Regions from separate parts of the Homo sapiens genome. Here region 2 is linked to region 1. The links are chromatin loops, found by intact Hi-C in ENCODE. Cell type or tissue: PC-9. All regions are shown on one strand. Each heading gives the region's core, and the rest is flanking DNA. Links, peaks and the distances in the headings are about the cores only. Region 1 overlaps LOC102724149 (a long non-coding RNA gene). Region 2 overlaps ABCC4 (ATP binding cassette subfamily C member 4 (PEL blood group)).

Region 1 (15,986 bases), core at 3,840-11,839:
TGCTGGCATTACAGGCGTAAGCCACCATGCCTGGCCTTATATTTTTGAGACAGGGTCTCACTCTGTCATCCAGGCTGGAGTGCAGTGGTATGGTCTTGGCTTACTGCAGCTTTGACCTCCTAGATTCAAGTGATCCTCCCACCTCAGCCTCCCCAAATAGCTGGGACTACAGACACACACTGCCACACACGACTAATGTGTTTTTTGGTTTTTAGTAATGATGAGATCTCACTATGTTGCCCAGGCTGGTCTGGAACTCCTGGGCTCAAGTGATCCTCCTGCCTCAGCCTTCAAAGTGTTGGGATTACAGGCGTGAGCCACTGTGCCTGGTTTATTTTTAATTGACAAGTAATTGTTTTTTTGTTTTCTTCTTTTACAATACAACATGATATTCAAGACAAATAATAACTGTACATATCTATACAGTATAATATGATGTTTTGATATGTATTGACAATGTGGAATTATTAAATCAGGCTAATTAACAAATCTATCACTTCACATATCATTTTTTGGTGTGATGAAACACTTAAAATCTACTCTTCTAGCAATTTTGAAATGTACATTGTGTTTATTGTCATCACCATCCTGTACAATAGGTCACTAAAGCTTATTCCTTTTTTTTTGAGACAAGCTCTTGCTCTGTTACCCAGGCTGGACTGCAGTGGTGCGATCATGGCTTCCTGCAACCTTGAACTCCCGGGCTCAAGCAGTCCTCCCACCTCAGCCTCCCGAGTAGCTGGGACTACAGGCATGCACCACCACATCCAGCTGATTAAAAACATGGGATTTTTTGTAGCAACAGGGTCTTGCTCTGTTGCCAGTACTGGTCTCCAACTCCTAGTCTCAAGCAATCCTCCAGCTTCAGCCTTCCAAAGTGCTGGAATTATGCTTGTGAGCCACTGCATCCGGCCAAGCTTATTCTTTCTGTCTAACTAAAACTTTGCATATTCTTTGATCAATAGTTTCTCTTTCCCCCGCCTCCGGTAACCATCATTCTACTCTCTACTTTCATGAATTTAACTGTTTTTTTTCTTTTTTGAGATGGAGTCTCAGTCTGTTGCCCAGGCTGGAGTGCAGCGGTTTGATCTTGGCTCACTGCTATCTCCGCCTCCTGGGTTCACGCCATTCTCCTGCCTCAGCCTCCAGAGTAGCTGGGACTACAGGCGCCCGCCACCACGCCTGGCTAATTTTTTTGTATTTTTAGTAGAGACGAGGTTTCACCGTGTTAGCCAGGATGGTCTCGATCTGACCTCATGATCTGCCCCCTTGGCCTCCCAAAGTGCTGGGATTACAGGTGTGAGCCACCACACCCGGCCATGAGTTCAGCTTTTTAAGATTCCAAATATAAGTGAGATCGTGTCATCTTTGTCTTTCTGTGTCTGGCTTATTTCACTTAGCATAATGTCCTCTAGGTTCATCTATGTTGTTGCAAATGATGGGATTCACCCCTCCCACCCTTTTTAAAGGGTAATAGCATTTCATTGTGTATGTATACCATGTTTTCTTTATCCATTCAACTCAGGATGGATTCCGAGTTGCTTTCATACCTTAGCTATTGGGAACAGTGCTGCAATGAATACGGCAGTGTAAATGCCTCTTTGGTATACTGCTTTCAGTTTGTTTGGGTATATATACACAAGTAGGATTACTGGATCTTATGGTCATTCCACTTTTAGTTTTCAAGGAACTTTCATACCCCATACTGTTTTCCATAATGGCGGTATTAATTCACATTCCCGTCAACAGTGCACAAAGTTTCCCTTTTCTTGGCACCCTTGCCAACACTTTAATGTAGTGTAATGTAATCTTTAAATCTCTCATTTTTGATAATAGCCAGTCTAACAGGTATGAGGTAATATCTCAATGCAGTTTTAATATTTTGGATATTAGCCCCTTATTAGATGTAGAGTTTGCAAATATTTTCTCCTAGTTTGTGGGTTCACTCTATTAATTGATTTTTCTTCACTCTATTAATTGATTTTTTTGTTATGCAGAAGTGTTTTAATCTATGCAATTCCATTTGTTTATTTTTGCTTTTGTTACTTGTGGTTTTGGGATGATGTCCAAGAAATCTTTGCCCGGGCCAATGTCCTGGACCATTTCCCCTATGTTTTCTTTTTCTTTATTTTCTTTTCTTTTTTTTTTTTTTTTTTTTTTTTTTTGAGTCTCGCTTTGTCACCCAGGCTGGAGTACAATGGCATGATCTCAGCTCACTACAACCTTCGCTTCCCAAGTTCAAGCGATTCTCCTTCCTCAGCCTCCAGAGTCGCTGGGAATACAGGCATGTGCCACCGTACCCGGCTAATTTTTTTATTTTTAGTAGAGGCGGGATTTCACCATGTTGTCAAGGCTGGTCTCATGAGCCACCTACCTCAGCTTCCCAAAGTGCTGGGATTACAAGTGTGAGCCACTGCGCCAGGCCCCCTATGTTTTCTTCTAGTACTTTTACAGTTTCAGGTTGCAGACCAGAAACCTGATTAGGTGCTAATATTCATGTGCTATTAGTATATCTTTTTATTTTTAGAGTTGGGGGTCTTGATTTGTTGCTCAGGCTGGATTGCAGTGTCACAATCATAGCTTGCTACAACCTCAAACTCCTGGGCTCAAGTGATCCTCCAGTCTCAGCCCCCTGAACTGCTGGGTGTGCAAACAGATGCCACCACACCCAACTCTATCAGTAATTCCTGTTGGAGGTTTACCCCTGCAGGGTGAGACTACTTCTTCTTCTTCTTTTTTTTTTGAGATGGAGTTTTGCTTGTGTTGCCCAGGCTGGAGTGCAATGGTGGGATCTTGGCTCACTGCAACCTCCGCCTCCCAGGTTCAAGTGATTCTCCCGCCTCAGACCCTGAGTAGCTGGGATTATAGGCGCCCGCCACCAGGCCCGGCCAATTTTTGTATTTTTAGTAGAGACGGGGTTTCACCATGTTGGCCAGGCTGGTCTGGAACTCCTGACCTCGTGATCCGCCCGCTTCGGGCTCCCAAAGTGCTGGGATTACAGGCGTGAGCCACCGCGCCCGGCCGGGTGAAACTACTTCTTAGGTAAATGGGTAGGCTTCATTGTCCTGGGAGAAAGATTATACTCATACATGGCTTAATGATAGGAATATATTCTGGGAAATGTGTCCTTAGCTGATTTTGTCATTGTACGAACATCACAGGTGTACTTACACAATCTTAGATGGTGTAGCCTACTGCACAGCTAGGCTACAAGGTGTAGCCTTTTGCTCCTAGGCTACAAACTTGTAAAGCATGTTGCTGTACTGAATACTGGAGATTATTGTAACACAATGGTAAGTATTAGTGCATCTTAACATAGAATAGGCACAGTAAAAATATGGTATTATAATTTTTTCAGTAGCCAATTACCGGAGGTATTATCATCTTATGGGACAACAGTCATTTATGCAAAACGTCATTGACTGAAACCTCTTTATGCAGCATATGACTATATTTACCTTGGAATTATCTCCACTGTTCAGCAGAGTCACATGATTGGTGTCTCTTAATTATATAAAAACATGAAAGTTTTTTGTGGCTGGGTGCAGTGGCTCATGCCTGAAATCCCAGCACTTTGGGAGGCCCAGGCTGGCAGATCACTTGAAGTCAGGAGTTCGAAAGCAGTCTGGCCAACATGGTGAAACCCTGTCTCTACTAAAAATACAAAAATTAGCTGGGTGTGGTGACACTCACCTGTAATCCCAGCTACTCCGGAGGCTGAGGCAGAAGAATTGCTTGAACCCGCAAGGCAGTGGTTGCAGTGAGCCAAGGTCATGCCACTGCACTCCAGCCTGGGCAACAGAACAAGATTCCATCTTAACAACAACAACAAAATAATAATAATAAGAAGAATGTTATTATGTAGGATGACTGGACCCATGTTTCAGGGAATAAAGTTTAATAATTAGACTTTTGCTCTTTTGAGTGGTTTCAAGTCTCTGCTGTGGAGGAAGCGAGGCAGGGGGAAGGTGGGTCTGGCCTGAGAGGCAACAGACTCCAGAACATTCCAGACACAGCCCTTCAGAGGCTGGCCAGTATTAAGGAAAGTGGTTAGGTATAGGGTCCAGCCCTACAGGGCTTAGTGGGTGTTCTCCCTGGGTGCGGAGACGAGAGATTGTAAGAAATAAAGACACAAGACAAAGAGATAAAGAGAAAACAGCTGGGGCTGGAGGACCACTACCACCAAAACATGGAGACTGGTAGTGGCCCCGAATGGCTGGGCACACTGATATTTATTGCTTGCAAGACCAGGGGGGCAGGGTAAGGAGGCTGAGTCATCCAGTGATTGATAAGGTCAAGCAAGTCATGTAATCCTGGGACAGGGGGCCCTTCCCTTTTAGGTAGCCGAAGCAGAGAGGGAAGGCAGCATATGTCAGTGTTTTCTTCTATGCATTTATCAGAAAGATCCAAGACTTTAAGACTTTCACTATTTCTTCTACCACTATCTTCTAAGAACTTCAAAGAAGAACCAGGAGTATGGGAGGAATATGAAAGTGGACAAGAAGCGTGACCACTGAAGCACAGCAACACAGGGAGGGGTTTAGGCCTCCAGATGACTGCGGGCAGGCCTGGATGATATCCAGCCTCCCACAGGAAGCTGGTGGAGCAGAGTGTTCCCTGACTCCTCCAAGGAAAGGGAGGCTCCCTTTCACGGTCTGCTAAGTAACGGGTGCCTTCCCAGGCACTGGCGTTACCGCTTGACCAAGGAGCCATCAAACGGCCCTTATGCAGGCATGACAGAGGGCTCACCTCTTGCCTTCTAGGTCACTTCTCACAATAACCCTTTAGCACCTGACCCTATACCTGCCAGTTATTCCTAGGTTATATTAGTAATACAACAAAGAGTAATATTAAAAGCTAATGATTAATAATCTTTATACTAATGATTGATAATGTCCATGATCATCTCTATATCTAATTTGTATTATGACTATTCTTATTCTAACTATTTTCTTTATTATACTGAAACAGTTTGTGCTTTCAGTCTCTTGCCTCGGCACCTGAGTAATCCTTTGCCCACAGTTAGGTTTGCGAGGTGAAACAGTGGATGCTTGTGGCTTTTCCACAGTATGTGTACTCAGGCCAGGTTGACTTGGAGGAAAGCCATCATCTGATACTCTAAAACAGCACCATCCAGCCCTGGAGGTAACTGTGAAGCACAGGGTTCGAGCCTCCTCCATCATCCTCAGGGCACCGTGTGTTTCAGGATACTCTGGGCACTGTCTTCTTAGAGCTGTAATCTCTAGGATTTTTCACTTTCTAGACCAGCTCACCGGCACCACCTTCCCCTCAGTAGCTAAAGAACTGCCAACCCAAGCTGGCAGGGAAAGCTCGGACCTCAACCCTTAGAGCACACTGGGGACTGACTGGGCACATTATAGCCCACTGCTCCACTAAGAATTACACACCAAGAGTGCATAAAACAGCCTAAGAGGCCGGGTGCGGTGGCTCACGCCTGTAATCCCAGCACTTTGGGAGGCCGAGGTGGGTGGATCACAAGGTCAAGAAATAGAGAACATCCTGGCCAACATGGTGAAACCCCATCTCTACTAAAAATACAAAAATTAGCTGGGCGTGGTGGCACATGCCTGTAGTCCCAGCTACTCGGGAAGCTGAGGCAGGAGAATGGCTTGAACCCAAGAGGTGGAGGTTGCAGTGAGCCGAGATTGTGTCACTGCACTCCAGCCTAGTGACAGGGCAAGACTCTGTCTCAGAAAAAAAAAAAAAAAAAGTCAGGTGTGGTGGCGCATGCCTGTAATGCCAGCTACTTGGGAGGCTGAGCTGGGAGAATAGCTTGAACCTGGGAGGCAGAGGTTGCAGTGAGTCAAGATCACACCATTGCACTCCAGCCTGGAAAACAGAGTGAGGCTCTGTCTCAGAAACGAACAAACAAACAAACAAAAAACAGCATCAAAAGGAGATGGAGGCCAGGCATGGTGACTCACACCTCTAATTTTAGCACTTTAGGAGGCTGAGGCAGGAGGATCACTTGAGTTCAGGAGTTCAAGACCAGTCTGGCAACACAATGAGACCTCGTCTCTATTAGGAAAAAAAAGAAAGAAACAGATGGAGACATTCCTTTTTCTACTTGCTTTCAGAAATAATACTTTTTTTTTTTTTTTTTGAGATGGAGTCTTGCTCTGTCACCCAGGCTGGAGTGCAGTGGTGCAATTTCGGCTCACTGCAACCTCCACCTCCTGAGTTCAAGCGATTCTCCTACCTCAGCCTCCCAAGTAGCTGGGATTACAGTCACCTGCCATCATGCCCAGCTAATTTTTGTATTTTTAGTAGAGATGGGGTTTCGCCATGTTGGTCGAGCTGGTCTCAAATTCCTGACCTCAGGTGATCCACCTGCCTCAGCCTTCCAAAGTGCTAGGATTACAGGCGTGAGCCACCGCGCCTGGCCAGCTTTTTTTTTTCTTTTCTTTTCTTTTTTTTTAAGCAGCAGATTGAACTAGCAGGCACAAGATTCTCCCTTATCTCTTGAAGATTAGTTTACATTTTATTTGTAAATAAAATTGTGAGTGATGGCTTCCTGTACACATTCAGCAAATACTGCTGATGGGTACATAAGAGCTGTTGTTCTTATGTAATGTGTCATTGAATAATCTAGTTCTAATTTAATTTTTCTCTACAATAGGTGTCTATGTAATCTGTGCCAATTTTAGTCCTTTAAGGTCAAATATACTTTATTTATTTTTATTTCGTTGAGATGGAGTTTAGCTCTTGTTGTCCAGGCTGGAGTGCAATGGTGCAATTTTGGCTCACTGCAACCTCTGCCTCCCAGGTTCAAGCGATTCTCCTGCTTCAGCCTCCCGAGTAGCTACAGGCATATGCCACCACGCCAGGCTAATTTTTGTATTTTTAGTAGAGACGGGGTTTCACCATGTTGGCCAATCTGGTCTCCAACTCCTGACTTCAGGTGATCCACCTGCCTCAGCCTGCCAAACTGCTGGGATTACAGGTGTGAGCCAGCGTGCCTGGCCAAGGTCAGATATACTTTAAAATTACAATTATCAGAGCCTTGGCAGTTTTAAAAAATGGATGTCTCTGCTAGACAAGTTGATTTTTTCTACTGTTCTGATTATAATGTCTATATTGTAGGTTTTGAAGGGCCATGGCTTTCCTGCCTGTCATTCTACCCAACATAGCTGTGGTGTCCCCATTTCTAGTTGCCCTAAGGCACCTGTTTGCTTTTGCAATCTGGCTTCATACACGTCCAGCCTCGTGGTGCTAGATTACATCAACCACATCAGAAATGTTTACTCAGTGACTGTTCCTTGATCTGCTGCTGACTCTAACATGACATCTGAAGTGGAGAGAGAGGCAGACCAAAGTGGTACAATGTTCATGGGCATTGGCAAATCTTATTTTTTTTTCCATTTTGGAGAATGTACTTCACCTTTCTCTGGGCTTTATTATCTGTAAAAAGACAATAATACATTCCTCAGAGTAGTATTGTAAGGATTTAGTGAAACAGTAAAAAGGTACAATTACTCATTCAGTGAAGTATAGCTACTGAAAGAAAAAAAATCATATTTTGCCATACATTTATACATTTCCTTTCTATGATATAATATTTGGTCTGAAGCATAATTCTAAACTGAAGCTAATTTCTTGGGATCCTGGATTTTTTGTTATGTTTTTCTTTTTCTTTCTTTTTTTTTTTTTTGAGACAGTCTCATTCTGTCACCCAGGCTGGAGTGCAGTGGTGTAGTCATGGCTCACTGTAGCCTCGACCACCCAGGCTCAAGTGATCCTCCCATCTCAGCCTCCTGAGTAGCTGGGACTACCAGTGCATACCACCATGCCTAGCTGATTTTTTGGGTTTTTTTTTTGTAGAGACAGGGTTTTGCTATATTGCCCAGGCTGGTCTTGAACTCCTGGGCTCCAGTGATCCTCTTGCCTCCGCCTCCCAAAGTGACAGGATTACAGGCATGAGCTACCGTGCCTGGCCTGTTATGTTTTTCATATACATGTTGATATTTCTTTCTTTTCTTTTCTTTTTTTTTTTTTGAGGCGGAGTTTTATTCTTGTTGCCCAGGCTGGAGTGCAATGGCACCATCTTGGCTCACTGCAACCTCCACCTCCCTGGTTCAAGCGATTCTCCTGCCTTAGCCTCCCAAGTAGCTGGGATTACAGGCATGCACCACCACACTTGGCTAATTTTGTATTTTTAGTAGAGATGGGGTTTCTCCATGTTGGTCAGGTTGGTTTCCAACTCCCGACCTCAGGTGAACCGCCTGCCCCAGCCTCCCAAAGTGCTAGGATTACAGGCATGAGCCACTGTACCCAGCCAGATGTTGATATTTCATTTGCTATGTATTGCTGAGAAAGTTAACATCAGTGATGGTTTTGTTTAGGAACAGGTTTGTTTTTTTGAAGATAGACTTCTGGAATTCACAAAACCTGTTAATCTGTATATTGTAATTACAGTACTTCTTTTTTAAAACAAATGTTTAATTAAAAACAAACAAACAAACAAACAAACAAAAAAACCTCACTTTAGGCCAGGCTCAGTGACTCACACCTGTAATCCCAGCATTTTGGGAGGCCAAGGTGGGAGGATTGCTTGATGCCAGGATTTGAAGACCAGCCTTACAACATAATGAGACCCTGTCTCTACAAAAAAAGTTTAAAAAATTATCCAACTGTGGTGGCATGTGCATATAGTCTCAGCTATTTGGGAATCTGAGGTGGGAGGATCACCTGAGCCCTTGAGGCTTGAGTGAGCTATGATCACTCCACTGCACTCCAGCCTGAGTGACAGAGAGACCCTGTCTCTAAAAAAACAAAACAAAAAACTAAAAATCAAAAAACAAAAAAAGTAATGAACTCAGTTGCGGTGGCTCACATTTATCATCACAGCACTTTGGGAGGCTGAGGACAGAGGATCCCTTGAGTCCAGGAGTTTGAGACCAGCTTGGGCAATGTGGCAAAACCCCATTTCTACAAAAAATACAAAAAATTAGCCAGGTGTAGTGGCGCACACCTGCAGTTCCAGCTACTCCAGAGACTGAGGTGGGAGGATCACCTGAGCTCAGGAGGTTGTGGCTGCAGTGAACCGTCATCACACTACTGCACTCCAGCCTGGGTGACAGAGCAAGACCCTATTTCAAAAAGATAAAAAATAAAAAATTAATGAACTCATTTTAGAAAAGAAAGGTTTGCTTTGATTTTTAATTACCCACAATACAGAACTAATCACTGTTATTATTTTGGAATGTTTTCTTCCAGTCTTTCTTAGTTTCATGCATTCTTGTACATAATAGGTATAATGGTTTTATATCATTATATGAATATTTTCTATTGTCTTTGTTTGACAAGACCCTAAGACAAGAGTTCGAATGTCAAGAGATTATTGGTAGGTGATCCCAGGAAACACCCACCAGGGAGTGGGGAAGTGAGACAGGGGAGGGAATGAAGCCAATAAAGGGTATATCATCAGACATGTCCCAGTCTGGGCTACTGGAGAGTAATCCTGCTGAGGAAATTTAGGAGACAGTATAAACGCAAACCTCAGTTACCTGAGGAGTGAGTGAGTGAGTGCCGTTATTTATACACCAGCTCTTGTCTATCTATTAGTTGATTGTTGCTGGAGGAGGGCAGAGGGAGACACTAACTCCCTGGCCTGCCTTGTACTTGGGCTAAACCAACTCTGGTGGAGCAGAAGGATTTGAGGCAGAGATGCCGGAAGTCAGGCTAGTGTGAAATGGTAAGGGCCTGGGGGTTCTGGTCAGGCACTGACAACATCTACTACACCCATCATATTAGTTCATTCTCACACTGCTGTAAAGAAATACCCGAGACTGGGTAATTTATAAAGGAAAATGCTTTAATTGACTCACAGTTCCACATGGCTGAGGGGGCCTCAGGAAACTTACAGTCATGGCAGAAGGTGGGGAAAAAAGGACCTTCTTCACATTGTGGCAGGAGAGAGGGGAGCAAGGAGTGAAGGGGGAAGAGCCCTTTATAAAATACTCACTATCATGGTAACAACTGCCTCCACGATCCAATCACCTCCCATCGGGTTTCTCCCTCAACATGTGGGGATTGTGGCAATCACAATTCGAGATGAGATTTGGTTGGAGACACAGAGCCAAACCCTATCACCTATGTTGTTAAAATTGGCTATGGAATAGTCCACGGTGTGGAGGACTGCTTTCCCAAGGATTTCTCTCCTACAATTACATATTTTCTCTCTCTCCTCACAGCAACATTTCTCAGAGAAGTTGTGTATAACCTCTGTCTTTACATCTTCACATTCCATTCTCTCCTCAATATATTTTAATTAGGGTCTGTCTCCCTCTCTTTAAAATACTGATTTGATCAATTCACCAAAGGTCCCCACGTTGTTAAATACAGTGGCTGCTCTTCTGTCCTCAATTTCCCAGCCTCTCAGAAGCATGGGCTCCAGCTTTCCTTTCTTGAAACATTTTCTTCACTTCTGTGACTCTATTTTTCTTCTCACTTCAGTCTCCTTTGATAGGTTCTCTACCTGGAAATGTTGGGGGGCTGACTTTCTGTTTTTAACTAATGTGTCCAAATATTATCATTTTAACATGTAATCCATGTAAAAAAAATCATTCATGAGACGTTAAACACATTTTTCTTGACACTGTCTTTGAAGTCAGTGTGTTTTATACTTCCAGAACATCTCAACTGGGACCAGCCACATTTCAAGTCCCAAAATGCTCATGTGGATACTGCTACCATATTGTACAGCCAAGGGTCTACGGTATTAGCAAACACTTTTATGGGTGCAAGTGAACATATTTTTCAGTAATTGGAAGGATATTTTTTGCAGGTGTCTTAGTTTGGGTTCCCACAGCAGCAGACTTGAGACAGGATTAGATTGCAAGTAGTTTATTTGGAGGTGATCCCAGAAAACACTTGTAGGGAGTAGAGAAGTAAGACAGAAGAGGGAAGGAAGCCAATACAAGGGGATTTCAAAAAGTTCATGGAATCACAACCAGTTACAGATTTCTTTGCTCCTTTTCCACTCCCACTGCTTCACTTGACTAGCCTAAAAAAAAAAAAAAAAGTTCATGAAAAAAATGGACTTAACAGATAAAAATAAAAAATATAAACTTTATTTCTCAGTGTAAGCTCCATCAAGTTTGAGACACCTTTGTAAGCAATGATACCAGTCATTAGTCCATCCCTAAAGAATTGAGAGTCCTGGCCGGGTGTGGTGGCTCACGCCTGTAATCCTAGCACTTTGGGAGGCTGAGGCGGGTGGATCACCTGAGGTTGGGAGTTTGAGACCAGTCTGACCAACATGGAGAAACTCCGTCTCTACTAAAAATACAAAATTAACTGAGCGTGGTGGTGCATGCCTGTAATCCCAGCTACTCAGGAGGCTGAGGCAGGAGAATCGCTTGAACCTGGGAGGTGGAGGTTGTGGTGAGCTGAGATCATGCCATTGCAGTCTAGCCTGGGCAACAAGAGCAAAACTCTGATTCAAAAGAAAAAAAAAGTATTGAGAGTCCTGGGAATTCAACCATACAGTATTATCAGTAATATCTAAAGAAAAATGAGTGCCCTTTAAATATATTTTAAGATTAGGAAGCAAAAACAAGTCAGAAGGCATCAAATCATAACTGTAATGTGAATACTAGTGATTTCCCATTGAAACGCTTGGGAAATTGTCCTGGTTGGATGAGATGAATGAGCAGGAACATTGTCGTGGTGGAGAAGGACTCTGGTGAAGCTTTCCCAGGCATTTTTCTGCTAACGCTTTGGCTAATTTTCTCAAAACACTCATAGCAAGCAGATGTTATCATTCTTTGCCCTCCAGAACATCAACAAGCAAAATATCTTGAGCATTTCAGAAAACTGTTGTGTGACCCTTGCTCTTGACTGCTCTGTTTGTGCTGTGACTGGACCGCTTCTGCCACTCAGTAGCCATTGCTTTGATTGTGCTTTGTCTTCAGGATCGTACTGCTAAAGCCATGCTTCATCTCCCGTTATAATTCTTTGAAAAAAAATACTTCAGGATCTTGATCTCACTTGTTTAAAACTTCCACTGAAAGCTCTGCTCTTCTCCATAGCTGATCTGGGCAGAGCAGTTTTGACACCTATTGAGTGAAAAGTTTGCTCAACTTTAATTTTTCAGTCAGAGCTGTGTAAGCTGAACCAATTGAGACGTCTGTGGTGTTTGCTATTGTTAATATGGTGTTGGCTGCTGTTAATTGTTGGTCTTCTTCAATTAGGGCACAAACAAGATGATTTTTTTCCATAAAAATTGATGTGGATGGTCTGCCACTGCAGGCCTCATGTTTAACATCTTCTCATCCCTCCTTAAAATAAGTTATCCATTGGTATTTTTTTCTCTTTTCCTTTTTTTTTTTCTTTTTAAGACAAGTTCTCACTCTGTCACTGAGGCTGCAGTGCAGGGGCATAATCACAACTCACTACAACCTTGACCTCCTGGGCTCAATCGATCCTCCTGCCTCAGCCTCCCAAGTAGCTGGGATTCCACCACTATTCCTGGCTAATTTTATTAATTCTTTTGGTAGAGATGGGTTTTCACTATGTTGTCCAGGTTGGGTCACGAACTCCTGGGCTCAACCAATCCTCCCACCACAGCTTCCCAAAGTGCTGGGATTATAGGGGTGAGCCACCACGCCTGGCCAAGTTATTCATGATTTTTTTTTTTTTTTGAGATGGAGTTTTGCTCTTGTTGCCCAGGCTTGAGTGCGGTGGTGCGATCTCAGCTCACTGCAACCTCTATCTGTTAGGCCTCTGAGCCCAAGCTAAGCCATCATATCCCCTGTGACCTGCATGTACACGTCCAGATGCCCAGTTCCTGTCTTAACTGATGACATTACCTTGTGAAATTCCTTCTCCTGGCTCATCCTGGCTCAAAAGCTCCCCAACTGAGCACCTTGTGACCCCCACCCCTGCCTGCCAGAGAACCCCCTTTGACTGTAATTTTCGTTTACCTACCCAAATCTTATAAAACAGCCTCACCCCTATCTCCCTTCGCAGACTCTTTTTGGACTTAGCCCGCCTGCACCCAGGTGAAATAAACAGCCTTGTTGCTCACACAAAGCCTGTTTGGTGGTCTCTTTACATGGACACGAGTGAAACTACCAAGTTCAAGTATTCTCCTGCCTCAGCCTCCTAGGTAGCTGGAGTTACAGGCACCTGCCACCACGCCCGGCTACTTTTTTGTATTTTTAGTACAGACGGGGTTTCACCAAAGTGGCCAGGCTGGTCTCAAACTCCTGACCTCAGGTGATCCACCCACCTCGGCCTCCCAAAGTGCTGGGATTACAGGCCACTGTGCTCAGCCAAATGGTTGCATTCTTCTGAGTTTCTGATAAGTCTCTCCAAAGGAGGCAATTAGAATATGCATCTATCTCTGTGAGCAGAGGGGTGACTTTGAATAGAATGGGAGGCAGATTTGCCCTGAGCAGTTCCCAGCTTGAAGTGGCCCTAATATTTTTTCCTTTGACAAGTCATTCTTTCTTTTTTTTTGAAGGGTGAGGCAGGCAGAATTTATTAAGCGAAAGGAAAGCTCTTGGCAAAGAGAGGGGTTCTCCAAGCAGGTTTCCCCCTCACAGTTGAATACCAGGGCTACCATGGATGAGCTGAAGAGGCCAGGCCCCTCCCCTGCATAAGGCACAAATTCCTGGTGGATCCCCCCCATTCCCCCAGTGCACATGTGGGTGTGCCCAGGCAAGCCATAGGTAGTATCGCAAAAGGCAACATTCGATTGGTTAAAAGGCATTATTCAGAAATAATCATAGTATCCCCAGGTCTAATGCAACCCCTGTCCCCCATTCTACAAATTAGGAGACTGAGGCCAACACAGTGAAGTGACTGGCCCAGTATCATATAGCATGTCACACAGGAAACCAGAGGAAGGGTTAGGCTTACAGGTGGCATGATGGAATTAGCAGTAGAATGCTGTCATGTTTCACCAAAAGCAAAGCTTTAGCCTCACTTAGTGGAGAAGGGAATTGTAGACAGGGAAGTCAAAAGTCACATATTAATTGAAGCAGGCCGAAAAATGAGAGGGAGGTGGCCACTGTGTTCATGCCAGAGAGAACACCTTTGAGTGAGTGACAGAAAGGTGCCCTTTCCAGGGGCTGAGGCAGTCATACCCAGAGCATATAGCTTGGCCAAGGAGCCCAGGATCCCAGCACCCATCCCATGCCTCGTCCCCTCACCTGCGGGCCTTTATACTCACAGCCATAGACAGCGGCCTGCATGGCACTACCAAGAACTACCAGGAGACAAGAAAAGGACGCTCTCTAGAGAAGCCTTCAAAGAAAGCTTATGGCCAGGCCTGGAGGCTCGTGCCTGTAATCCCAACACTTTGGGAAGCCAAGGCAGGATGATGGCTTGAGCCCAGGAGTTCAAGACCAGCCTGGGTAACATAAGACCCTGTCTCTTTTCTTTTTCCCCCAGCTAAACTGTGCATTTATTTATTTTATTTTGTTTTTTATTATTATACTTGATAAGTTTTAGGGTACATGTGCACAACGTGCAGGTTTTGTTACATATGTCTACATGTGCCATGTTGGTGTGCTGCACCCATTAACTCGTCATTTACATTAGGTGTATCTCCTAATGCTATCCGTCCCCCCTCCCCCCACCCACAACAGTCCCCGGTGTGTGATGTTCCCCTTCCTGTGACCATGTGTTCTCATTGTTCAATTCCCACCTATGAGTGAGAACATGCAGTGTTTGGTTTTTTGTCCTTGCGATAGTTTGCTGAGAATGATGGTTTCCAGCTTCATCCATGTCCCTACAAAGGACATGAACTCATCATTTTTTATGGCTGCATAGTATTCCATGGTGTATATGTGCCACATTTTCTTAATCCAGTCTATCATTGTTGGACATTTGGGTTGGTTCCAAGTCTTTGCTATTGTGAATAGTGCTGCAATAAACATACGTGTGCATGTGTCTTTATAGCAGCATGATTTATAATCCTTTGGGTATATACCCAGTAATGAGATTGCTGGGTCAAATGGTATTTCTAGCTCTAGATCCCTGAGGAATTGCCACACTGACTTCCACAATGGTTGAACTAGTTTACAGTCCCACCAACAGTGTAAAAGTGTTCCTATTTCTCCACATCCTCTCCAGCACCTGTTGTTTCCTGACTTTTTAATGATTGCCATTCTAACTGGTGTGAGATGGTATCTCATTGTGGTTTTGATTTGCATTTCTCTGATGGCCAGTGATGGTGAGCATTTTTTCATGTGTCTTTTGGCTGCATAAATGTCTTCTTTTGAGAAGTGTCTGTTCATATCCTTCGCCCACTTTTTAATGGGGTTGTTTGTTTTTTTCTTGTAAATTTGTTGAGTTCCTTGTAGATTCTGGATATTAGCCCTTTGTCTGATGAGTAGGTTGCAAAAATTTTCTCCCATTTTGTAGGTTGCCTGTTCACTTTGATGGTGGTTTCTTTTGCTGTGCAGAAGCTCTTTAGTTTAATTAGATCCCGTTTGTCAATTTTGGCTTTTGTTGCCATTGCTTTTGGTGTTTTAGACATGAGGTCCTTGCCCATGCCTATTCTTAAGACATCTTTAGGCTGGGTGCTGTGGCTCTCACCTGTAATCCCAGCACTTTAGGAGGCTGAGGCTGGCAGATCACTTGAGCTCAGGAGTTTGAGACCAGCCTGGGCAACACAGCAAAACCCCCTCTCTACCAAAAAAATACAAAAGTTAGCTGGGCATGGTGGTGCGTGCCTGTAGTTCCAGCTACTTGGGATGCTGAGATGGGAGGATGGGCTTGAGCCCGGGAGGTTGTAGTGAGCCAAGATTGCACCACTGCACTCCAGCCTGGGTGAGAGCTAGACCCTGTTTCAAAAACAAACAAACAAACAAACAAACAAACAAAAAAGAAGACATCTTCCTCGTCTTTGCAGGCTCATTCCCTGGCCTAGCTGTCATGTATCCAGAAGGCGTTCACTAACGATTTATTGAATGAATGGGAAAAAACCCCCATCCTTTAATTTGTATATTGCC
Region 2 (15,986 bases), core at 5,019-13,018, 58 kb after region 1:
ATCACATTCTAGAATATTCTTCAAAGACACAAAAAAATGTGATGTGACTTCATAGCAGAAATACCATAAAAATAAATACAGTATCCTCAGTGCATTGTATCCGGAGGCACACAGTGGTGATGGTAACTGTTATCACTCTGTTAAGGTCTTGTCTGCCACGTTTCCCTGTTCTAAAGTTGATTATGCAATACTTTATGCTTTTAGGTAAGTGTTTTATGGGGAGATAATTGGAGGCTATGAAAATATCTTGCTTCTCATGAAACTTTTACCCACTGATTTTAGCAACCGTGGATGGCTTTTCAATAACTGAATCACTTATTACTGTGGAAGTTGCCAAATGATGATTTTTTTTTTTCTGATTCTATTGTTAATTCTGTTCTTAATTGGTTGGCATTCTACAGTAAGAAATATTCTGTTTTCCCCATTTATTCACTCATTTATTTATAGCACTATGGACTTATGAATAATTTTATTTATTAGATTTGAATCCATTACACTTATGATTTATTTTGGTGCTCAGATTGTCCCAGGTTTGGCCAGTGGGAGCTCCTGGGTCCTTTGGACATGTTGTCGGGATTCTTTGAACATTTCATTACTTTTGTGGCACAAAAAGATAGTTCAGACATGTCTTGTACTTCTTCTGCCCCGATCTTGGATTCAGCCATTTCTCAAAAGAGCCTCTGCATTAAAAAGAAAAGTTACATATTCTTTTTCATAAGTGGATACTATATTTAGAAAGAGTGCTGGGTACTATGCATTTTTTTTTTTTCTTTTTTGAGACAGAGTCTCTGTTACCCAGGCTGAAGTACAGTGGCACGATCTCGGCTCACTGTAACCTCTGCTTCCTGGGTTCAAGTGATTCTCCTGCCTCAGTCTCACAAGTAGCTAGGATTACAGGTGCATGCCACCATGCTGGGCTAATTTTTGTATTTTTAGTAGAGACGGGGTTTCACCATGTTGGCCAGGCTGGTCTTGAACTCCTGACCTCAGGTGATTCACCCACCTTGGCCTCCCAAAGTGTTGGGATTACAGGCGTGAGCCACTGTGCCCGGCCTAGGCATATTTATTGTTATGGGATCTCATTGCTTCTAGGAACTCTAAGCGGACAAAGCTAGAATGTATTTGCATACACAGATCAACACATATTATTTATATATTTGTGTGTATGTGTATATATATACACACACATATACATATACAGTTGGTTCTTGTTACTAGTGGAGCTCTATAAAGTCTCCACAAACACAGGACTAGTGAATACTGAACCATTGCTTCCAGGCGAAATACAGGGTTAGGTTCCTATGCGCCTTTGGTCACATTTTTGTCAGCCATTTAATATATAACCTTGTTTTATGCATGTGTCTGCTTAGAGACACCTTTTTTAATATATAATTAATCATTAACCTTGAATTAACAGCCAGCAGCACTATAGTTCATGCCTGAAGGAAGCTTCTGTAACACACGTTTTTTTCTGTAGGGCACATTACACCCGCCTTGCGCTTTGATGCACTAGACTGCACTTGAGCATGATGCTTGGGGCCACTTTAGACAGCGAAGTCACCCACAAAAGTCCCCAAAATGTGAAGAACATGGTACTGAACAGCCCACAAGAAGGACAGTTGTTTCTACTCTAAGAGCGGGAATAAGAAGGCAGAGTGTCAGCTGGGCGTGGTAGCTCACACCTGTAAATCCAGCACTTTGGGAGGCCAAGGTGGCTGGATTGCTTGAGGTCAGCAGTTCGAGACCAGCCTGGCCAACATGGTGAAACCTCGTCTCTACTAAAAATACAAAAAAATTAGCCGGGCATGGTGGCGTGTGCCTGTAATCCCAGCTACTCAGGAGGCTGAAGCAGGAGAATCGCTTGAACCCAGGAAGCGGAGGTTGTGGTGAGCCGAGATCGCACCACAGCACTCCAGCCTGGGCAACAGAGTGAGACTCCGTCTTGGGAAAAAAAAAAAAAAAAGTCTAAGTGTCATTTCGTTTGACTTCAGCTGGGAGCATGCATGTTGGGTGACTCAAATATTTTGCTACTCTGTGCATGTCCGTGAAGGACTGCAAGACACCTGGAGGACTGATTTTTGGGGTTACAATTTAGCAAGTAGGCAAACTCACAAATACAGGATTTGTCACTAAAGAGGATCAGTGTATATTGATTTCTCTATCTTTATTTAGGTATCTATTTATATAGATCTGTATTAGGAAACAAATTAGATAGACTTCACACCAGTGCTTCAAATCACAGTTCAAAAATCTCATGCTTTGTTCTGGTTCTCCCTCTTTCCATATTTGTATCTTCATCCTTCAGTAGTGAGAAACTTGACTCCTGCTGTCCTCAACACGTTGACTTCTTTGCTCAGTCCTCTTGTTTGTCACCAGGGCCCCAGCCACGTGGGCCATCTCCTTGCAGAGAGTGTTCCTGGGACCTGGTGTGCGGGGCCCCAGGGCTGTGCTCCCAGGCTGCTGCTTGTGAACTTGCTGAGAGCTGCCCCCCAGGCATGTTGCCCTAGGCTGGCCTCCCAACCTAGTGGATACTTTTGATCATTGTTCACTGTAACCTCAAGCCCCTGGGCTCAAGCATTCCTCCTACCTCAGCCTCCAGAGTGGCTAGGACTACAGGTGTGTGCCACTGTGCCCAGCCAATTAAATTTTTTTTTTTTTGTGTGGAGAGAAGGTCTCACTATGTTGCCCAGGCTGGTCTCGAACATTTGGGCTCAAGAGATCCCCCTGCCTCAGCCTCCCAAAGCGCTGGTATTATAGGCATGAGCCACCATGCCTGGCTTGAAGTTAATTTCTTATTAACGTTTTCAGTATCATTAGAATATAGTAATGCAGTAGATTTTTGACTGTTTATTGGTATTGTACATCTTGCACCTCTAATGTGCTAGCTTACTGTCTTCAGTCAATGTAGGATTGGAGTTCTAATTGTGTAAAACTCTGTATATAAGGTTTATTACTTTTTTTTGTGTTTTTTTCTTCTTCAATAGCCATGTCACCATTAATACTAGTAAATGGATAAGCCATTCCTTTCTAATATCTTGTTTTAATGACAATGAATTTAAGATATGTTTTGTGGATAAGAAGAGCTGCTCATAGATACAGCTTTTTATGTTACTGCTATGCTAGTTCTAGGTAATTTCTTTTTTTTGATAGGGAGTCTTGCTCTGTCGCCCAGGGTGGAGTTGCAGTGGTGTGATTTTGGCTCACTGCAACATCTGCCTCTTGGGTTCAAGTGATTCTTCCGCCTTAGCTTCCTGAGTAGCTGGGATTACAGGCACGCACCACCACGCCCAGCTAATTTTTGTATTTTTAGTAGAGACGGGGTTTCGCTATTTTGGTCAAGGCTGGTCTTGAACTCTTGACCTCAGGTGATTTGCCCACCTCGGCCTCCCAAAGTGCTGGGATTACAGGCGTGAGCCACTGGGCCTGGGAATTCTAGGTAATTTCAGAGTAAAAAATTTGATTTAGAGTTGCTTCTTCCTTTTCTATGAAATAGGACATTTACAAAATTGTTTTTGAAAAGATGACTTGGGTTGCGATGTTTTTCTTGTTTTGAGATCCTAGAGTAAATGAGAAATAGGATGTGGAATTTTAAACTGACTTCTTGTGCATCTGCTTATTTTTGTGGTAGAGTCACAGAGTTACGACCAAGCAGGGGAGGTGAGAATTGTGCAGACTGGGGATATTGGGAGGGTGAAGGGATCTAGTTTGCTTGAATAAAAGGATGCAAGTCACTGTATTGGTGAAGTTTCTTTCAAATCCAATTCCTGACTGATTTCCTTGCCTTCCACAGTTCATCATATACAAAGTAGCTTAAAAACATTCACAATTTCCCTGTTATCTTTAGGATAAAGTCCAACTTTCTGAGTTTAGAACACAAGACCTTTGATTACCCCATTATCACCCCAGACCCCATGCAGCATTTTCTCTGCTGTCTCCAAGCAATAAGTCTTGGCTGTGTGGCTCCATTTTTCTGGAAAATTTGTCCCTTCTTCCTCCTTTGTCTTCTTGGTAAACTCCAAATTCTTTTCCTAAAGTTTGCTCAAACTGTGTCCCTTTCTCCAAACCCTCTCCAACTTCCCAGGTACCTGACTATACCCTCTTTCTTCTCTCTACCGTACAGATGGTTCCCAGACCTGGCTGATAACCAGGATGTGCTGGGTGAGGGGAGCTTTTTAAGGACCGCCACTTGGGTTTCATCTTGGCTTGTTCTGATTCAGTCATTTAGGTTGCGGTTCTAGGTGTCTGTGGGTTTTTGTTTTAAAATTCCCCAGGCATAATTGGGTAACATATTGAAGTTTACCGAAAAACAAAACAAGAAACTCCCCAGTAAAACTCCCCAGGCTGAGGTAGGGATTTTGCTAATGAGCCAGGGTTGGGTTGGGAGTATTGGCGTATATGTCAGACAAGTGCTTCCCATTTGGTGTGTCAAAGCAAGCTGTATGGCACGTTCTCAAACCTGAACCTGCATCCGCATCACCTGGAGAACATCAGAAGATACAGATTGCAGGGCCCCACTCTCAGAGTTCCTGATTCATAGACCTGGAGTGGGTCCTGAGAATTTGCATTTCTAACTCTTCAGGGGATTCTGGTGCTGCTGGTCCAGAGATCACACTTTGAGAAACTCTGCTGTACAGAAGATGAGTCTCGTGAGCTGGGATGTTGATCCCTTAGAAAGCCCAGAAGTAGAGTCTGTGCATAGCCTGTGTCCACATGTGTCCCATCTTTTTTTTTTTTTTTTCCCCACACTACACAGATGTAACATGTCCCATCTTACTGTAATTCTTTGTTAACATAGATGCCTTGAACTCTTGGAGTGGAATTGAACCGGTGGATTTACTAATGGGTTTATATCATTTGCTAACGTGGCTAAAAGACTGCTGTCATTGTCTTGCAACTTCTGTCTGAGGTCAACATTTGATTTAAGATTCTATAGCCTGTCCAGAAAGGCTGTAAAAAACTTTAGTGCGGTGGTTCTGATCCATGTGATTTTGCCACCCTGGCAATGCCTCAGATAATTTTAGTTGTCAGGACTTGGGATGGGGATGCTGTTGGCTTCTTGAGGGTGGGGTTCAGGGATGCTGTTAACCATCCTACAGTGCACGGGACGACACCCCCAACAAAGAGTTTTTCAGCTCCAAATGCCAGTAGTGCTGAGGCTGAGAAACCTTGCCTTAGGGGAAGGCGTTTCTTTTTTTCTTCCTTTTTTTTTTTTTTGAGACGGAGTTTCACTCTTGTTGCCCAGGCTGGAGTACAATGGCGTGATCTCAGCTCACCGCAACCTCCACTTCCCTGGTTCAAGCGATTCTCCTGCTTCAGCCTCCTGAGTAGCTGGGATTACAGGCATGTGCCACCACGCCTGGCTAAATTTTTAGTAGAGATAGGATTTCTCCATGTTCGTCAGGCTGGTCTCAAACTCCTGACCTCAGGTGATCCACCTGCCTCAGCCTCCTAAAGTGCCGGGATTACAGGCGTGAGCCACCATGCCCAGCCGGGGGAAGGCATTTCTAATGAGGTAGAGTGGGTTTTCCTGTGAGATCTGTCATTGTGTCTCCCTGCACCCAGCTCCTGCTCTCCAGAGTCCCTGACTCTGAGCAGCCTACCTCCTTCTCCACCCTGCCCCAATGTAGCCCCCAGGCCGGGCCCAGCAGCCTCCCGCAGGCAGGGCTGGCAGACTCTTCAAGGAAAACTAACCAATGATTAATAATTTGCCACACCTGAAAGTACTTTACAATGCACTATTCTTTCAATAATAAATGATTTATTGAGTGAGGCTAGAGCATCTGTTCAATCATTTACTGACCTCAAGTGACCTGCACATTCCCCTTCTCCTGCAGGCGCTTAAAGAGGGTTGCTGGGCCCCAGATGTGGGTGTTCTCTGCTGCTGCTCTTCAGCCTGGGTGGAGAGTCACTCACTCGTTCACCCCGCAGTTTTGAGTGGCTCGCCTGGTCCCTGGCCCAGTGAACACCATAAAAAAATCCTGCCCTCAGAGAGCTTTTGTTCTAGAGGGGAAAGTGACAAAGTAATTAAGTGCATTTTTTTGTATCTACACAAATAGATTGTAGTAAATGGGTAAAGAAAGTGAGAATGAGGATATAAATGATCGACAATGAGGGTATGTTTGGTTTTTTGTACACAAGGGTAGGACTTTCTGGGGATTGAGACCTGCAGGAGAGAAGATCTAATCATGGGAGAAGATGGGGAAAAGCATTTGCTCGCACGCAAGGGGACAAACGGGAATGTGGGAGACTGTCAGAAACACATCAGGCCAGGGTGGCTGGAACACTGAACGAAGGGGACCCAGTCAAGCACAGCACCCCACCATGAGTTTCATTGTTTTTCTACTGCAGGAGAGCAGCATGGCATGATATTTTTAAGAATCCACTCTGGCTTTTCTATTGAAAGATCACAGGGAAACCAAGGGTGAAGGTGGGTAGGCCAGCTAGCAGGCTGTTGGGGTCCTGAAAATTCATGGTGCCTTGGGCCACAGTGATGGAGGCAAAGGTGTAGAGAGAAAGGGTTCTTGTTGGGACAAATGGGATCTGGTTCTTGTTGGGACAAATGCACCTGGAAAGGCATGTTGGCGCTCCTGCAGGCATGTGTGGGCTCACATAAGTGAGGCTTATGTGTGGGGCATGGCTGTGCGCTGAGTTACGTGACACATGTCTTAAATTAAAGACACTCATATTTATTTCCCAGGGACAGATAAACTTTGAGCAATCTGGGAAAGCATCAAGATAACTGACTAAATTCTATCAGTTGTTTAGCCTTGAGAAGTGTGAATTACATGTTCACATGCATGTAATTCAGCTTCCAGAGCAATTCTTTGACCCCAGTGAAGCACAGTTGACCCTTGAACAACAAGGGTTTGAACTGCAAGAGTCCACTTATGTGCAGATTTTCTTTTTTTTTCTTTTTCTTTCTTTTTTTTTTTGAGATGAAGTCTCACTCTGTTGCCCAGGCAGGAGTGCAATGGCATGATCTTGGCTCACTGCAACCTCTGCCTCCTGGGTTCAAGCGATTGTCCTGTCTCAGCCTCCTGAGTAGCTGGGATGTGCACCGCCATGTCCGGCTAATTTTTCTGTATTTTTATAGAGACAGGGTTTCACCATTGTTGGCCAGGCTGGTCTTGAACTCCTGACCCCAAGTGATCCACCCGCCTCGGCCTCCCAAAGTGCTGGGATTACAGGCGTGTGCTGCGCCCGGCCTACGTGCAGATTTTCTTCAGCCTCTTCCACCTCTGAGACAGCAAGGCCAATCCCTCATCTTCCTCTTCCTCTTCAGCCTATTCAATGTGAAGATGATGAGGATGAAAACCTTTGATGATCCACTTCCATGTGTATCTTCTCCTCAATGATTTTCCACAATGATTGTCTTAATGGCGGTTTCCTTTCTCTAGCTTACTTTATTGTGAGAATGTAGTATATAATACATAGAGCATACAAAATATGTGTTCATCAACTTTATGTTACTGGTAAGGCTTCCAGCCAACAGTAGGCTATTACTAGTTAAGGTTTTGGGGAGTCAAAAATTAATATGTGGTTTTTTGGTTGCACAGGGGGTTGGCACCCCAATCCCTGCATTGTTCAAGGATCAATTGTATATTATTCTCTGTGCTTCTTGGTGCGCAAACTTAAATGAGTAGCTTCAGATGCTCGCTTTGTTAAGGAGTCTTATTCCTTAGTCTGGCAAGTGCTTATTTGAGCTTGGAAGCAAGAGAGAACTATGTCATCTCTTATGAGAGATGAAGTTTAATCGTTTGGAAGAAAGCGCTTGATTTGAACAGGCACTAATTAATGTCCAGATTTTTTTTTTGATTTTTCTTTTTTCTTTTTTTTTGAGACAGGGTCTCACTCTGTCACCCAGGCTGGAGGGCAATGAGACGATCACGTCTCACTGCAGCCTTGACTTCCCAGGCTCAGGTGATTCTCCCACCTCAGTCTCCTGAGTAGCTGGGACTACAGGTGCCTGCCACCACACCTGGCCAGTTTTTTGTATGTTTTTGTCGAGACAGGGTTTTGCCATGTTGTCCAGGCTGGTGTCAAACTACTGGGCTCAAGCAATCTTCCTGCCTCAGACTCCCAAGGTGTTGGGATTACAGGCGTGAGCCACAGTCCCCGGCCAATGGCCTGATTTTCAGAGGATAGTCAACATCATACACTGATGGGCTCAGAAGGATCTTGGCAACAATGAGCCCTGCATCTAGCAGGTGGCCACACGGGCCTTGCTGACTATATAGTATGGCATCTCTGGCTAGTCGTCAGATCCTTCACTTGCTAGTTGCAATGAACAATGCTTTCATCTCCTTATGAGTCAGCCGCATAACTTGGGCTGCAGAAATAATTAATATCCTACTCACTTAGCCGGGCATGATGGCATGCACCTCCAGTCTCAGCTATGCGAGAGGGTTGCTTGAGCCCAGGAGTTTCAATGAGCTATGATTATGCCGCTGCACCCCAGCCTGAGTGACAAAGTGAGAACCTGTCTCTTAAAAAAAAATCTTACTCACATTTCTTCATTTTATTCTGTTACTAAATTGTGTACAAATATGCCAAGTGCATCTTTTTTTAAGGAAGAAGACTAAGATGGCTAATCATGCACAATGGCTGTAGATGCTTGGTACTGGTTGTCGTGTGGGAAAGTGCTGGGAAGATGGGATTATAAAGTGAGGGCCCTGTGAAGAAGTGAAAGGCATGGATTAGCTGGTGGGAGAACAGGGAGACAAGAAGGCTGTGGATGAACCAGAGAAGGCTTTGAAGCTCCGTAGTAGGAAATCTCTGAGGTGCCTATGGCATGGAAGGACCCATGTTGAACCCAGAGTGCAGGTGTGGAGGGGGGTTGGGGGACCCGGAAGAGAGGTGGACAGGGTCCACATTGCCTGTTGCTTAGGTTGACATAGAAACAACAGGTAGTAGAGTGAAGCGGGAAGGGATGAGAAAATGGGCTTTGAGCGTGTTTTAGGAAGGGAGGAACGTTAGAGGAAAAATAACAGAAGATCACAGCTTTACAGGTGCCACCTGAGTTTAATTTACTTGGTCATGGGCCGAGATAAGCTGGGTTGGGACCATGTTGAGAACACCTGTGGTGTGGGTGCTCTACCCTCACGCGAGATCCATTCCAGCGATGCCTGTGTCTGGTGATCGTTGAACTTTAGTGTCTGGTGATCGTTGAACTTTAGGGCATGGAGAATGGCTATTTTGGACTACAGAGAATGGGAGGAGATTGAAGAAATCAGGTGTGTCGGGCTCCCCTTGGAGCCAGGCCATGGGAAACTTTGTAAGGACAGAGGCCCTGGTGAACTTTGGAAGGATTTTGTTTTCTTTTAGGCATTCAGGTTTTGGGGTCTGAGCAGAATTGCTGGAGTGTTACACGAGAAGTGTGCTGGCGGTGGGCTACACCATTCCTTCCTCCCCAGCACTCAGTCACTTACCTACGAGAAAATGCACATTTGCACTGGTGTGTGTCCTTGCACCCTCTTTCTGAAACCCATTTGCAGAATCCAGGCCTTTAGGAAACTTTTGCTATTGCAGACTTACTTATATCTGTAAATTATTTAATATTTATATTTGTAACTGAGAAGTTGATATCATGGACTCGTAATGGATTTTGGAGTTTAAATATGTTAAAATAGGTAATTTTTACAGGATGTGTTCATTCACGTGACAAATCTGGGTGACTTCTATGTGCCCAGCATGTTGTAGGTGTGGGTGGCTTAGCAGCAAACAACACAGAAAAACCCCATCCTTGTGGAGCCTAGATGCCTCCAGGGGAAAACATGATTTCAAAAAAGTGAAATATAATAGCCCTTCTAATGTTGACAGGTGCTGAGTAGAAAATTTAAGCTTGGGCAGGGGCAGAGGGTGAGCCTTATAGGGTCAATGTGACTGTTTCTGGATATACTTTGCATGTTGAAGTAATAGGACTTGGATGGCTTAGATGTGTCCTATCAAAGAGTGACAAAGAAGGGATGGGCTGCAGAGTCACCTGAAGGTTTTCTTTTCTTTGGAAAATCTGGGCAAGGGGAAAGATGTGACGGCTGATAACTGAGAGGGAGAAGCCTGGGAGGAGCAGGATTTTTTTGTGGGATGAAAAGGTGTTCTGTTTGGACATTATTTAGTTTGATATGCTTATCAGACACCCAAGAGGAGGAGGTGTTGAATCAGCAGTTGGTTATGAGTCAGGGGTATTGTATGTGCCCTTAGGCACTAGCAATGTTTTTTGTGTTTTTTTTTAAGCAAAATTATGACCATCATTTCAGAAAACTATTTTATATATATAAAGAGGTTGAAAGCTTATTAAGACTAGATTTAGAAAAAACATATAATACTCTGAGAAATTCTGTGTGTAGTGTCAGGTAGAAAGTAAAGTGTTACCAGTTCTGTTTATAAAACCCCCTTTAGGCCAGGCGCAGTGGCTCATGCCTATAATCCCAACACTTTGGGAGGCCAAGGTGGGGGGATTACTTGAGGCCAGGAGTTTGAGACCAGCCTGGGCAATATAATGAGACTCTATCTTTACAAAAATATACTTAAAAAAATAGCCGGGCATGGTAGCACGTGCCTTGTTATCCCAGCTACTTGGGAGGTTGAGGTGAGAGGACCGCTTGGGCCTGGGAGGTTGAGGCTGTAGTGAGGTATGATTGCGCCACTGCACTCCAGCCTGGGTAAGAGAGTGAGACCCTGTCTCAAAAAAAAGAGAAAAATCCACTTTATACAAAAATTTGCATGAGAGTATTGCCCACATTTGAAGGAACACTTAACCTTCCATGTATTATGTTTATATGGAGACTTGTCTCTGAAGATGGATTTTGGAGTTTATATTAAATTTGTTTTTGTTTCTGTGTTGTTTTTTTTTTGATGGGGTCTCGCTCTGTCGCCCAGGCTGGAGTGCAGTGTGCAGTCTCGGCTCACTGCAACCTCTGCCTCCTGGGTTTAAGCGATTCTCCTACCTCAGCCTCCCGAGTAGCTGGGATTACGGGTGTCCTCCACCACGCCCGGCTAATTTTTGTATTTTTAGTAGAGGCGGGGTTTCATCATGCTGGCCAGGCTGGTCTCGAACTCCTGACCTCAAGTAATCCACCTGTCTCGGCCTCCCAAAGTGCTGGGATTACAGGCATGAGCCATCATGCCAGGCCAAATTTGGGGATTTTTGGAGGATGTGCTCATTCATGTGACAAATCTAGGTGCCTTCTATGTGCCCAGCATGTTGTTGGCTTAGCAGCAAACAACACAGAAAAACCCAGATGCTCTGGGGGGAAAACATGATTTTTAAAAAAAGTGAAATGCAATAGCCTTTCAAATGGCGACAGATGCTACAGAGAAAATTTAAGCGTAGGTAAAGGCAGAGGGTGAGCCCCATGGGAGGGTCAGTGTGCAAAATGGAAACTCAGCATCATTTCTTCAATGGAGCTGTTTTGGAGAAAGCCCGGGGCAGTCATGGTTGGCCGTGCACTAACCTTTCTATCGTGGAGGCGTGGGGAGGGGAGAGGCATTCTCAGGTGTTTTCCTTAGAAACACAGGAAGGTGAGGAAGAACAGTGGAAACTGAATGAGGAATAAAAGGCATTCAGATTTAAAGATACCAAGATTAGAAGTTCAGAGTCTAGGGTGGTCACCAGACAGCAGATACTGTTTAAAATAAGTGTTGAATTCCTGGCACCAGAATTCTAGTCCTTTACTATTTTGTGGCTTCCAAATAGAGAAAGTTCATGGAAGGAAACATAAAGGTCATCTAGTTAAAGTCCTGTGTATCTATTTCACTCTCTTTATAGATGTACAGTAGTCCCCCCAGTCCGAGGAGGCAGGGGAACTACCCTCATTGAAGACCCTCACCTCAGTGGCTGCCTAAAGCCGTGGATAGTGCTGAACCCTACTGATTTTTTTTCCTACTTACACATATCTTTGTTGGTTTGTTTGTTTTGTTTTTGAGACAGTCTCGCTCTGTCACCTAGGCTGGAGTGCAAAGGTGCGATCTCAGCTCACTGCAACTTCTGCCTCCCAGTTTCAAGCAATTCTCCTGCCTCAGCCTCCCAAATAGCTGGGATCACAGGTGCCTGCCACCACGCCTGGGTAATTTTTGTATTTTAGTAGAGATGGGTTTTCACCATGCTGGCCAGTCTGGTTTTGAACTGCTGACCTCAGGCAATCCACCTGCCTCGGCCTCCCAAAGTGCTAGGATTACAGGTGTGAGCCACCACACCTGGCCCTACTTACACATATCTATGGTAAAGTTTAATATTATAAATTGAGCACAGTAAGAGATTAACAATGATAATAAAATAGAATAATTACAACAATATACTCTTCACCATTTCGTTGATAGAAGGTTCACTCTTAAACCAGATCTCAGCAACCTCAGCATACAATTTTTTTTTCCTTTTCTTATTGGCTTGAGAACCTTAACCTTTTCACATAAAGGAAGGCCTTTGTGGCTTCTCCTTGGCATATCCAAATGGCTAGCATCCTTGTACTTGCTCTTTGGGGGCCATTATTAAGTAAAATAAGGGTGACTTGAACACCAGTATTGTGATGCCATGACAATAGATCTGAGCGCCCAGGGTGGCTACTAAATGACTAAAGGTGGGTGACGTCTGTAGCATGGAAATGCTGGACAGAGGGAGGATTCCCATCCTGGGTGGGTTTGTGGGAGATTTCATCATGCTACTCAGAATAGTATGCAATTTAAGCCATAGGAATTATTTCTGGAATTTCCCATTTAATCTTTTCAGTCAACTGTGGGTAACTCAACCTGTGGAAAGCGAAACTGTGGATATGGGGGGATGACTGTATAGCATCGAGAGACACAAGTGAACTCCTTCAGTAGCCTGCCACAGGGGATTTCATTCAACCTGCCCTTAGCCTTCCTTGTTCTCTAAACTCTCAGCTTAGCTCACAGCTTTGCTGTCTGCAGGTCTGAGCACAAACCTGCCTTCTCGCTTACCTCCTGGATCCCGTGATTCCAGGCCTAAGTTCAGGAGGTATACAGCAGAGAGGACCTTCCCTCCCTAGTCTCTTCTTTTAGTATTGTTTATTTCTAATAAAGTTGGGGGAAACTTTTCTTCTTTGATAGACTATAATTTTAGGGTTATGCAAATGCATAATCCATTGAAAAAGGTTTTATTAGGCTTGGCTTCTGAAGAATATAAAATTTTGAACTTGTCCATTAAAGAGAGAACAATCTTGATTCAATGAGTATCAAGTAATGAAATAATTATTTTAGTTCCATCATGGCCAGTTGTTACAGAAAGGTCAGGAAAGAGGAGGAGAAGAGAAATAGAAAGGGCCTTTAAGGAGGCAGAGAGGGCTAAAAGAGAGCTGAAAGGGGACAAAAGGAGAGAGGGAAAGAGAAAGTGAGGGGATTTACCAAAGATAAGTTAGCTTTTATTTCCTCCTTTACTTGTGGCTATGGGGAACATGAAGCTCATAGAAACTGAAGACTCAGGTCAGGGTCACAGAGACAGGGAGCTGGGACCTGTGTTTTCCCTCTTATACCACATTAAGAAACCACTATTGGCCAAGCTTGGTGGCTCATGCCTGTAATCCCAGAATTTTGGGAGGCCAAAGTGGGAGGATCACTTGAGCCCAGGAGTTCGATACCAGCCTGGGCAACATAGAGAGACCTGGTCTCTATCAAAAATAAAAATATTAGCCAGGCACAGTGGCATGTGCCTGTACTCCTAGCTACTTGGGAGGTAGAGGTGGGAGGATTGCTTGAATTCAGAAGTTTGAGACTGCTGAGCTCTGATCGGATCTGAGTGAGCTCTGATCGCTCCACTGTACTCCATCCAGCCTGGGCAACAGAGTGAGACTCCATCTCAAAAAAAAAAAAAAAAAAAAAAAAAGAAACCAGTATTCAGAACTTCTCAAATCCTTGGGGGAAAAAACAACAAAAACTAAATGCCACCACCACCAACAATAAATAACAAAACTCTCTACTAACCCTTGTCTAAGACTCCTGCTTGCTGGAAATGATGCTGGGGGTTGTGATCCTGGGGTGGAGAATGTCTCTGTATTGCTGAAGCTGATGGCTTCCTGTGTTGGGCATTGAGCACGACTATGCTATATTGAGTTTGTATTGAATTTTACCCTAGATCATTGCTCAAGGTACTCTACCCATCTGTCTTATTCAATAATACAATCATTCATTCTTTCCATAACTGTTTATTGAGTATCTATCACATACCAGGCATAATGGGGATTCCAAATAATATGGCAGTAGTCATTGCCCTGAAAGCATTGTACTCCTAGTAGGACAGTTAGGAGGGAAGCGATGCTGCTGTACTAAGTATTGTGGGAGATAAGGGGGAGAAGAGACTAAGTCTGAGGAGAGAAGGGCTACTGGGGCAGAACTGGGTGGAGGAATGGCTCATTTGGCAGTGGTCTGGAATTGTTGACTAGACCCCCTCAGGGACACATTGGTATTAAGGAGCCAACTGACTTAGATTTCCATGTATAAAGTCCTTACATAGATGGTCAAAGATAATTTAGTCTCTTGTCAAAGTTGACTTTTGTCATCAGGCAAAAGCCTTTAGCTCTTGCTGGTACCCACATCTTTTCAGCCCAGCTTTTTGAGATCTGGGCAATGAGAGAGAGTAGGAGGGTCCTTGTTAAGTCCTTACTGATTTGTGTCATCCTCTAATAGAAGCTTTGGGTCTCTTCTGATTGCAGATACTTTAACTCAACAGTGGCATCCCTCCTTGTTAATATTTCTAAATGTTATGCAGTTAACTGTTCAGCCTGTGGAACAGAGTTACCATTCTCACTTTCCTTAATTTTTTAACTTCCTGGAGCCAGTTTTATTCCCTGATTAAAAAAACCTCTTTAGTCCAAAAAGACACCAGTGAATTTTACTTAGAAGTCCTTGCTGAAATATACTGTATGAGGTTCTGCTGGAAGGGAGGTCTCGGGCATGCAGAGGTCATCTCAGGCATGTCTGGGAAACCCACCTAAGTTGAAGCTGGACTGGTTAGGTTACAGTCTTCTGGACACATTTTGGAGGAGGTGAGGAGAAAGAGGTGAGTTGATGAGTTCTTCTTGCCATTGGGTTAATTAGAATTGCTAGTTTGGATCAGCAGGAGGTTTCCGGAATCCTGAACATAACTTGGATACCCCTGCAGTGTGTGCTCCAATCTTACGGGGCATTGAAAGCCCACCATTTCACTGCAGGCAGAAGCCACCAGGCAGTGGGTTCCCCATGGGAAGGGCTTCCTAGATTAGACAATCCCCATGTTAAAATAAAACATGCCTATTAAAGGTGACACATGGCCAGATAAGACAGCCAAGATGAAAGAAGTTTGTGTAATTGAGTAATTGCATCTATCAAAGTTATTAGAGGTTTCCTTATAGGGCACAAATATGTTTCTTCTTCTTTTTTTTTTTTTTAGACAAAGCCTTGCTGTTCTGCTCAGGCTGGTGTGCAGTGGCGATCACAGCTCACTGCAGCCTTGACCTCCTGAGCTCAGTCCATCCTCCCACCTCAGCCTCTGGAATAGCTGGGATCACAGGCTTACACCAGTACATCTGGCTAAATTTTAATTATTATTTATATTTTTTATTGTTTTGAGATAGTCTCACTCTGTTGCCCAGACTGGAGTGCAGTGGCATCGATCTCAGCTCACTGCAACCTCTGCCTCCCAGGCTCAAGTGATTCTTGTGCCGCAGCTTCCCGAGTAGCTGGGATTACAGGCATGTGTCATCACACCTCGCTAATTTTTATATTTTCTTACTAGAGATGGGGTTTTGCCGGGCTGGTCTCGAGCTTCTGGCCTCAAGTGATCCGCCTACCTCAGCCACCTAAAGTGCTGGGGTTACAGGCATGAGCCACTGCCCAGCCTTTTTCTTTATAAGTTTTTAGTAGAAGTGGGCATCTCACTATGTTGTGTAGGCTGGTCTCAAACTCCTGGGCTCAAGCCATTCTCCCTCCTCAGCCTCCCAAAGCTCTGGAGTTACAGGTGTGAGCCACTATGCCTGGTGCATGTTAATTATTATCAT

What was found. A loop is a pair of places that touch in the nucleus more often than their neighbours do. Peaks named below come from ENCODE experiments on the same cell type or tissue, not always from the same donor. Only the 100,000 strongest peaks of a DNase experiment are listed, where the experiment ranks them.
Region 2: a loop joins it to region 1, with 9 times the contacts of the local background. A loop is called at or near these places in 4 of 110 quality-filtered maps.

The regions. Positions count from the first base shown.
Region 1 is chr13:95,305,875-95,321,860 of GRCh38, reverse strand. LOC102724149 (a long non-coding RNA gene) reads right to left here. Exons shown (of 3, transcript XR_429273.4): 3 at 10,987-11,026. It also overlaps the pseudogene RNY3P8. Among named protein-coding and RNA genes, the nearest start is that of ABCC4, 12 kb to the right of the region's middle. In PC-9, for the core only: no CTCF peak of the experiment used is centred there; a DNase peak (open chromatin) is centred at 7,240; H3K27me3 peaks cover 864 bases.
Region 2 is chr13:95,248,609-95,264,594 of GRCh38, reverse strand. The region is part of intron 1 of ABCC4 (ATP binding cassette subfamily C member 4 (PEL blood group)); the gene reads left to right. Among named protein-coding and RNA genes, the nearest start is that of ABCC4, 45 kb to the left of the region's middle. RefSeq lists enhancers at 1,540-1,659, 2,250-2,299, 2,420-2,479. In PC-9, for the core only: no CTCF peak of the experiment used is centred there; DNase peaks (open chromatin) are centred at 8,284, 9,934 and 9,954; H3K27ac peaks cover 2,604 bases.